2 separate regions of the Homo sapiens genome follow, and region 2 is linked to region 1. The links are chromatin contacts, found by Hi-C or POLR2A ChIA-PET in ENCODE. All regions are on one chromosome and are shown on one strand. Each heading gives the region's core, a stretch centred on a gene start or an enhancer-like site at or near the end of the contact. The rest is flanking DNA. Distances are from core to core; before and after follow the strand shown.

What was found. Hi-C counts contacts between places; a loop is a spot of excess contacts on that map. ChIA-PET counts read pairs that join two places held with the same protein, here RNA polymerase II (POLR2A). Pooled maps may share reads with other maps.
Region 2: a loop to region 1 is called in a pooled map, with 2.2 times the contacts of the local background. The contact joins the promoter of TRIM40 here to the promoter of TRIM26 in region 1. A Hi-C loop is called at or near these places in 6 of 50 pooled maps. POLR2A ChIA-PET finds 5 or more read pairs at or near these places in 7 of 52 experiments (HepG2, PC-3, Panc1 and 4 more).

The regions. Positions count from the first base shown.
Region 1 is chr6:30,210,477-30,215,249 of GRCh38, forward strand. It overlaps TRIM26 (tripartite motif containing 26), which reads right to left and starts at 2,930. Exons shown (of 10, transcript NM_003449.5): 1 at 2,829-2,930. RefSeq lists an enhancer at 3,261-4,149 and a silencer at 3,608-3,790.
Region 2 is chr6:30,133,354-30,138,126 of GRCh38, forward strand. It overlaps TRIM40 (tripartite motif containing 40), which reads left to right and starts at 2,787. Exons shown (of 6, transcript NM_001286633.2): 1 at 2,787-2,836; 2 at 3,380-4,028. The coding sequence starts at 3,684.

The DNA of each region.
Region 1 (4,773 bases), core at 1,680-4,179:
TTGAATGTATCCCTCCTCCTGCAGCTTTGCATACACTGTATTTCTACAATAGCACTATCACAGTGCTTCATACAGTAGCACCCCCCATCCGCTAAAGATACATTCATACAGGAGTCCCCTCAATCCTCAGGAGATGCATTCCAAAACCCCCAGTGGATGTCTGAAACCTGTTTCTCCTACACATACACACTTGTAATAAAGTTTATAAAGTAGGCACAGAAATAGATTAACAATAATAACACAACAGAATAACAATATACCGTAATAAAAGTTATATGCATGTGGTCTCTCTCTCTCTCAAACTATCTTGTACTGTACTTACCCTTCTTGTGATGAAGGAACAGTGGGAGGGCAAGAGATTTCATCATGCTACTCAGAACAATGCACATCTAAAACTTATGAATTGTTTACTTCTGGAATTTTCTGTTTACTGTCTTTGGGCTGAGGTTGACCATGGGTAACGGAAACCACGGAAAACTAAGCTATGGATAAGTGGCTGTAATTGATATTTTTATCTGTCTTCTCTCCCACCAGAATGTGAACCCAAAGGTCATGCCTCACTGACCTTTTTATCTCCAATATCTGGCACAAAGTAGGGGGTCTGCAAATGTTTGTGAAATGAATGACCTCCTCTAATTCCAGAGCCCTGCCATCTCCATTCTTCCCCCTTTCACTACACACCCCCCTTTCCCACATTAAAATTCTGCTTCAGCAGCAGGCTTCCAGGGCTCTCTTTAGATTAGACATTCTTGCCCACACACATTACCTAGATATCTCTTGGCCTCCCTCCACACACACACAATTTTGGGGGGAAGAACAAAATTCCATTTCTATAAAGCTGGCAAAATCTAATTCATCCTGATGCCAGCCAATTTATGTTTTTGTCTTCTCAAACCAATTTCCCATTCTCTGTGTCTTTTCTATTCTGATCCTGGGGGGGTCCAAGTCTGAAGTCATTCCAAGAAGCCTCAATACAGACCATGGACTCTCTTCGGGGGTTTGCAGTGTCTTCTGTGGTGGTCACACACAATCTGAGTCCAACCTGTTACTCCCCTGCAGGAAGTGATATCTAAGAAGTCACCCACTGCCTTAGGCCTTCAGTCTCCTTACCTCTTAACAAGGGGAAAATATTTTGCCAAGTTTACCAGGCTATTTGAGGTTGAGGCAAGGTCACATAAGTACGAGTGTCTCATTAGCAAAAAGCTCTATAAAAATACTATGAAAGAGCACAGGAGCCAATGTGAAAAGAGCTCCCAACAGCCAAAGCCACAGTAATTTGAGCAACAAAATTAAGTAGTATTGGATTATAAACCAAAGTATAAAATAAATGTCCCTGAGTCTACACTGAAATTAATGATTGAATAAATTAATAAATTGGGGGAAGAGAGAAACAAATCTTCCATGCAGAATAACTGCAAACAATAATATGTAGATACTTGCCCTCAAGAAGGGGGAATATAACTCTTGGCTCCCTAGGTATGGGCTGCACTTAGTGACTTCCTTCTAAAGAGGACAATACACGCAAAGAGTGGAAAAGAGACTAACTGTACAGTGGAGAAACCTGAAAAACACTATCTCACCCAAATCAATATTAAGTCATAAATCATGTTAGTACATGCCCTTGATACGATGGGATGATAATGGCAATCTACCTCTGTGGTCTTCCTCCCAGTTACCCATAAGCCCAGTCTTAGGAGAAAAACATCAAATTCCAATAGAGGGGCATCCTACAACATACACGACCAGTATTCTTCAATGCTGTCAAGGTCATCAAAACAAGTCTGAGAAACTCCCACAGCCAAGAGGAGCATAAGGAGACATGACAACTAAATGTAATGTGGTAACCTCCATGGGATCATGAAACAGAAAAAGTACTGAGGTAAAAACTAAGGAAATCTGAACACACTATGGACTTTGGTCAATAATAATGTATTGATATTGGTTAACTGCAACAAATGTACCACACTGAGGTAAGATGTTAATAACAGGGGATCCGGTTTGGAGCATGTGGGAAGTTTGTACTATCTTCTCAATTCTTCTGTAAATCTAAAAGTGTTGTAAGAAATAAAGTCTACTTAAACAATAAAATTGCAATTTTTGAAACATAAAAAGCCTATTTTTTTTAAAGGTGATTTTTTTGAACTTGGGGAAAAACATGTTAGGGATTATGATTTCAGCTAAGAGTTAAAAACAGGAGGTTAAGGCATGCATAAACGAATGTCATTCTCCCCTCTTTTGAAGTACACACAAATCGTGGGTCAAAATTTGAAATCTACTGGAGATTTGGAAGTGTGTCCCTCCCATTTACTCCACAGAGTTAAATTTACACTTTTTTTCTAAGGCCAAATAGGGAGAAAATCAGTAAGAAAAATGCTAATGAGCTGGAAGGAGTGAAAGCACAGCTCCAAGTATTTGTGGCTAAACCGGTTTACTCCGAACAAAAAAAAAAAAAAAAAAAAGAAAGAGAAAGAAAGCATGACACTTTGGTCAGGGAGCTGGATTAGTCGCCTATCTACCAGGCTCCAAGCAACCGGACGGTCATCCAGGCCCCGCTTACTTCTGGTTCCGCAGACTAGAATGGATGGGAGTCTGAGTAGGATACCAGAAAGCGAGAAAGACCCAAGAGGAGGGGGAGAATGTAAGGACAAGCAAACAGGAGGGATCTGGCTGGCAGGGAGGACGCAGCGAACTTGACCCCCTCCTGAGCCCGCCCGGGGGCCTGGCCCCGTTTTGAACCCGGGCCCGGCGGCTGCGTTGGGTCGCCCCAAACCCGGTGAGCGTACGAGACTGTTGCTTCGCTGTATGTCTCATGTGCACCCCCTACTCACCGGTCCCGAGCTCCGGGCCGCGAATCCCGGCCGGCACCCCTCCTCTCTCACGGCGGTCTGTTCCGGGTCCCGCTCCTGCACGAGCAACCAGCGCGACAGCTCGTCCCCGCCCCGTAATCTCCCGGCTATTCGGGGCCCTTCGCCGAGATTTCTCCCGGACCAGCCCCGGGATTGGCTCCTGCCGAACTTCGCCATCCAATGGGAACCTTAGTCTCTTTTACGTCACTGATCACCGGGCAAATCCCCAGACAGCCGCGGGCGGTGGGGCACCAGGGGCAGCGAAATGGAAACTGAAATCAGGCGGGACCGAGGCTGCGCCAAGAGCCGCAGCCTGAGTTTGGCGCGTAATTGGGGTGGCCTGTTACACGGTCTAAGGGAGTAAATGCTAAGGCTTAGGAGTCACCTACGTAGGACTCTTGAGAGGGCAATAATCCCCTTTCCACCTCTCGAGACCCCTCACTGCCCAACTCTGGCCTTATGCTGGATCAGGGTCCGAGGGCGCTTTGAGGCGAAGGTGGCGCTCGCCAGGTGCTCAACATCAAATACGAAGTCCCCGCCCCTAACGTGGCCTAAATTTGCTTCCAGGACAAAGCAGGATTTTAGCAAGCAAATACTCTCAGAGACCTATTTACGAAAATTATTACTTCCTAGGTAAAATAACGTTCAACCAGACAGCCATTGTCGCCATTCGACGGAAGGAAAAACTGAGGTTCCAGGAGCTTAAGGGTCTGGGCCCAGTTCAGGGGGGTTGTTTTCGCTCCTCGACGCTGAATTTAGAAACCAGAGGCTACAAAGCGGGCCGAGACTTGGGTTCCCCAGGTCCTTGGTGGGGAGGTTTCCAGGAGGCTCGGGCGCGCCCCCGTCCACGGCCCCGGAAGCTGACGTCGCCGAAGCGTACGCCGCTGCCCAGCCTGCGCTCTCTTCCTGCTCTGCCTGCAGCCGCCGCGTCCGGTCCAGCCGCAGGGCCATGCCCTGTGCTGCGGTTGCCGTGTCCCAGGCGCCGCCGCGTCAAGATCCCCGTCTTTCCCGGCCAGCCAGGCGGCAGCGGCATTCAGCTCGTGCACTGGGCTGGCAGCAGGCTGAGAAGAGGCGGCGCAGGTTCTCCGGGTCAGCCAGTGCCCTGCTCCTAAGGGTAGAGATCTAGCTGGGGACACTGGTCGTCCGCCTAGGCAGTGGTGAGAGGGTGGGCTACAGTTGTTTGGGTATTCATGAATGGAGGAGCTCAGGGTCCTAGACCCTAAAACCTGCTGAATCTTCACCCCTCCTCCGCTGGGGGTAGGGAAATTTGCACTGCATTTAAGCAATGTATAGTGGAGTGGGTGGGACATTCAGAAGAAACCACGCCCACATTTAACACCCGCGTCCTTCCCTTCTACCCCAGCCCAGCATTTTGTCTTTTTCCCCTTTGTCCAGCAGTATAACTCACGCTGCCCCTCCGGGCTGAGAGGAGTGTAGACCTCACCTGCTGAGCACAACTCTGGCGGGCCTGTGCTCTGGAGGTGGTCTCAGCACCTACCTAGACCCTCTTGATACCTGCTTTTTTAGTTGGTGGTGTGGGAAGAAAGTGTGTTTAACATGCTCCTTAAATAATGCTCTGCCGCCGAGCGCGGTGGCTCACGCCTGTAATCTCAGCACTTTGGGAGGCCGAGGTGGGCGGATCACGAGGTCAAGAGATCGAGACCATCCTGGCCAACATGGTGAAACCCCGTCTCTACTAAAAATACAAAAATTAGCCGGGCGTGGTGGCGCGCACCTGTAGTCCCAGCTACTCAGGAGGCTGAGGCAAGAGAATCGCTTGAACCCGGGAGGCGGAGGTTGCAGTGAGCCGAGATCGCCCCACTGCACTCCAGCCTGGGGACGGAGCGAGACTCCGTCTCAAAAAATAATAATAAAATAAAAAATAATGCTGTGCCACTAAGCGTTTTCTCCCTGTCCTGAGGTCTTT
Region 2 (4,773 bases), core at 1,537-4,036, 77 kb before region 1:
TTTTCTAAAATTTGAAGCAAATGTTTCTAAAACATTGATGCAATAGGTATATGCATATATTATTTCACATATGCATGAATATATATGTAAAATTTCTAACATCAGAATTGCTGGCTCAAAGAGAATGTACATTTGTAATCTTGGAGGAAATTCTCAAATTCCTACTCCTCTAAAGGAGGAGTACTAATTGGCATTCCCATCAGCAGTGTATGGGAGTGCCAATTTCCTCACACACTTACCAACACTGTGTTACCAAATGTTTGGATTTCTGTCAATCTGATAGGAAAAATAGTATGTCAGTGTTATTTTAATTTGTATTTTCTTCATGAGATTGAGATTATCTTTTAATATGCTTTAGAGACATTTGGTATTTCTTTTTCTATGAAATGTCTGCTGAGATACCTCTGCCCAATTTTCTTCTTGGTAGTTGATAAATTCTTATTTGCAAGAGCTGTATATAAAAGGTAATTAGCCCTTTGATTTTGATGGCAGTTGTAAATATTTTTCTTCTTCCAATGGTATTTCGTCATTTGTCTCTTGACATTGCACTTACGGTTTTTTTTCCCCCATGCAGGTCTTTTTTAATGTGGCTGAATTTATCTTTCTTTCCTTTTATGGTTTCTACATTTGAAACATTCTCAAGCTACTGCTAGTTAAATACAGTGGATTTCTGCCTTCAAGTTGCTCAATAAACCAGTAGGAAAATCAAGAAAAGTACCTAAGTAACTAGTAGAAGTTACTATATAGTCAGTACTATAAGTTGGTACAAAGTGCTGTTTCTTCATCTGTCTATCCATACATCTAATTATCAATCTATCTTTCCATCTGTCCATTAATCCATCCATTTATCAAGCTTTTACTGAATCCTTTCTAAGAGCAAGAAAAGGTATATATAGAGAGATGACATTTTATGGTAATGAAGCCCATGGGCTGGGATAAGAGACACCCAGATCTGAATCCCAGCTCTATGTTTACACCACTGTGGCCTTGGGCAGGTTACTTAATCTGTCCACATTTTTGTTTCTTATACTATTTCATGAGATACGACAGGAACGTAGATTGTGGAGGGGTCAAGGATTGAAGGTTAAAAAACAGACATTGTCGGAAATGCCTTAGGAAGAGAACTATAAGTGAGTACAATGCCTACATTTATAATTTCAGGTGGTGAAATCTGAATCCTGACAAGGTCAAGAGAGTGGCCACTAGGGTGGGTGGCAAAAGCAAAGGTCATTGGATGTGAGCAGGACAAGAACTGAAAGGCCTTGGTGTTAAATGATCATGTACATAGTCTTTGAAATCACCAGGATCATGGTAATTTCACAGCCAGATGAAGGGCAAGTTCTGGGAGGATCCTGAGCACAGGAGCTTCTGTCCCCGGTGGAGTGTGGGATGTGCCACCCTCCCAGCATGTGGATGCACTCACCAACCTGGAATCTCTCCAAACCTCTTTGTTCAGGATCTTACAGAGGTTCCATTATTTAGGTATGATTGATCAAATCACTGGCTGTTGGTGATTAACTCAGTCCCTGGGCTCCTCTCCCCTCCCCAGAGGTCAGAGGTGAGACTGAAAGTTCCAACCAGCCAGGCGTGGTGGTTCACGCCTGTAATCCCAGCATTTTGGGAGGCCAAGGCAGGCAGGTAACCTGAGGTCAGGAGTTCGAGACCAGCCTGGCCAACATGGTGAAACCCCGTCTCTACTAAAAATACAAAATATTAGCTGGGCATGGTGGTGTGCACCTGTAATCCCAGCTACTCGGGAGGCTGAGGCAGGAGATTCGCTGGAACCTGGGAGGCAGAGGTTGCAGTGAGCTGAGATAGTGCCGTTGCTCTCCAGCTTGGGCAACAAGAGTGAAACTCTGTCTCAAAAAAAAAAAAAAAAAAAGAAAGAAAGAAAGAAAGATCCCACCCTCTAATCACATGGTTCTTCTGCCAACCAGCCCCCATTCTTCCTCCAAGAGTCACCTCATTAGCATAAACCCTGGTATGGTTGAAAAGGGCTTATTATGAATAATAAAAGATACACTCATCAGAACATAACCATGTGGTAAGTTGAGGTGCATCAGGAATTAAGATGATTCAACTTAAAATTTTTGACTTTATGATGGGTTTACTGGGGTATTGAGTACACTTTCACCTTACAATATTTCTGACTTCAGTGAATTCACTGGGACGTAACCCCATCATAAGTTAAGGATCATCTGTTCAAGGGTTTTAGGAGCTCTGTGCCAAGACTAATTATATATATATCTCACAAGATCACACAACCCACAGCAAACAGTGGCAAAGTGGGATTGAGGGAGGAGGCTCTGAAATGAGGTTTTCAACAAGCGTCTTGGACCCTTAGAAGTTTCAAGTGACAGCCCTTATTAGTGGCACCCCTTAGGGGCTCCCTCAAACTCAATGCCAAGACTAGCCTGACTGGAGGGAACTTAGACAATGGAGTGGGCATTTGATGTTCCAGCATCTTGAGTGGGTGCCATTATTCTGTGACACCTGGATCCTGGGGTTCCATAAGCTGGGGTTCTAGGATGTCCATTCTTAGTTGAGTCTCATTTCCTGTCATATCGACGTCAAAGGCCCAAGACCTTCCTCCTCCCCTTGAGCAAACAAGCCACGCCCTGCACCAAAGTCCATCTCACCTTCCAGCTACCCTAGGTAATTTTCCTGGTAATTCAGTGTTTCTAGGAAAGCATGAGTCTTTCCACCCCCCGCCCTGAGATTTACTGACATATGAACACATATGATTGGCATGATATAAGAACCACTCATCTGCTGGCCATCTCTCCAGGTCTGGAGCCAGAGAAGATGATCTGAAATTGTAGCAGGAGAAATTGAGGTAGGATACTAAGAAAGCTTTTCAGGAGTGGGGCTAGGCAAGAGGTGCAGCATGAGGGAATAAGAGTGAATCCTCAGTATCTAAGGGAGGTGGCAGGTGGCGGGGGACTTCTTTCTTTGGGTCATCTTTGGTGGTGATTTGACAGGAAGGAACAAAGTGGCTTCAAACATTATACAAGTCTCTAGTCTGTTCTGTGTCCTGTTTTCTTTCTCATTCTTTCAGTGTGGAATCTATATGACCCTGGGAGGGATGTTGGTTGGAAGAATGACCAGCTGATGGAGATGCTGCTGTAATTATTGGTGGTAATAATGGGCAGCAGTGAGCCACCCGGTGTGACAGTGTAGGAGAAAACAGTCCAAACTCCTGCCAAACTCTCTCTACTGATGGCAAATCAGAGGAGACTCAAATTGTAAGTTTATAGTGGTCTGGCTTTTGGCCATGACAATGACACCTTGCCCTTTTAATTTGGGGCCCGTGCAAATATTCACTGAAAGCTGTCAAGAGGAAAACAGAATTGGTTATTGAATCACTTGCTTCCTCTAGGTGTATGAAAAATAATTTCAAGTTTAACAAACACAAGGAAACCGCAGGGTCCATGTCAAAGCTGATGAGCTATTTCTGAAACTCGTGCAGAATTGTGGTTTGTGTGGTCTATGTCACGGCACCCTTGAGGGAGAGTGGGCAATTGCCTGAACTTGGAGGCTGTGTCCTGTCCCCAGGCTGCTCCAGGGCTGCCTCCTTCCGACTGGGCCTTCTTATCTGGGACTGTTGAGGGCAACAGGCCTTCCGAAGACCAGTGAAGAAGGAGGCCCTGCAAACAGGAGGCTGACAGGGTAGGAACGAGGCCATGATCCCTTTGCAGAAGGACAACCAGGAGGAGGGTGTCTGCCCCATCTGCCAGGAGAGCCTGAAGGAGGCCGTGAGCACCAACTGCGGACATCTCTTCTGTCGAGTGTGCCTGACACAGCATGTGGAGAAGGCCTCAGCCTCTGGGGTCTTCTGCTGCCCCCTCTGCCGGAAGCCCTGTTCTGAGGAGGTGCTAGGGACAGGCTATATCTGCCCCAACCACCAGAAGAGGGTGTGCAGGTTCTGTGAGGAGAGCAGACTTCTTCTATGTGTGGAATGCCTGGTGTCCCCTGAACACATGTCTCATCATGAACTGACCATTGAAAATGCCCTCAGCCACTACAAGGTAAGCCTGGGTCACCGCAGCCAGGCCCTGCCTCCACCTCGCTGAGGTGCTGCATCCTACATGTTCATCATGCCTGGCACCTCAGAGTAGCTCAACAATGGACATCTCTCTTTGTTTCTTCTGCTTCATCCTGTTTTGGACCCTTGTCTTGCTTTTCTGTGTATATTTTGAGGCTGATGTTTCCATGCATTAATGTGAGTCTGTCTAAAAGAGGATATTGTCAGTGTGATGTTAGAGTCCCAGTCTGCTCATCTGTAGAATAGAGTAATTGGACTAACTAATGCAAAACCCTTTCAGGACTAAAACTGTGTGAACTCCTGGTTGATAGTACTAGAAACTTGGCTAGAAATGTAATCAGGTTTTATATACACTAGTAATTATCCTGCAAATATATTAAAACCTGAAAGTTACTACATAATTTTTTCTCTCTTTTTCTTCCTTCTGCATTTGTCTTATCTTTCCTTTTCCTTTCTTTGCTATGGCAATTATTTTATCTTATTCTGTTAAATTTTCTATCACAAAAGTTACATGCTGTAGGTAATAAATTCAGAAAGCACTGAAAGGTATAAAGTCAAGACTAAAAATTTGTCTTCCTTTCTCCCTCCATTCATAGTCCTCAGAGGTAACCATTGTTTGATTTTTGTACATCCTTCCAAAAAATGTGTGTGCTTATGAATGCACTCTTACACACACACACACACACACACACCCTCAAAGGATTCTCTCTATATTTTTTTCTGTAACT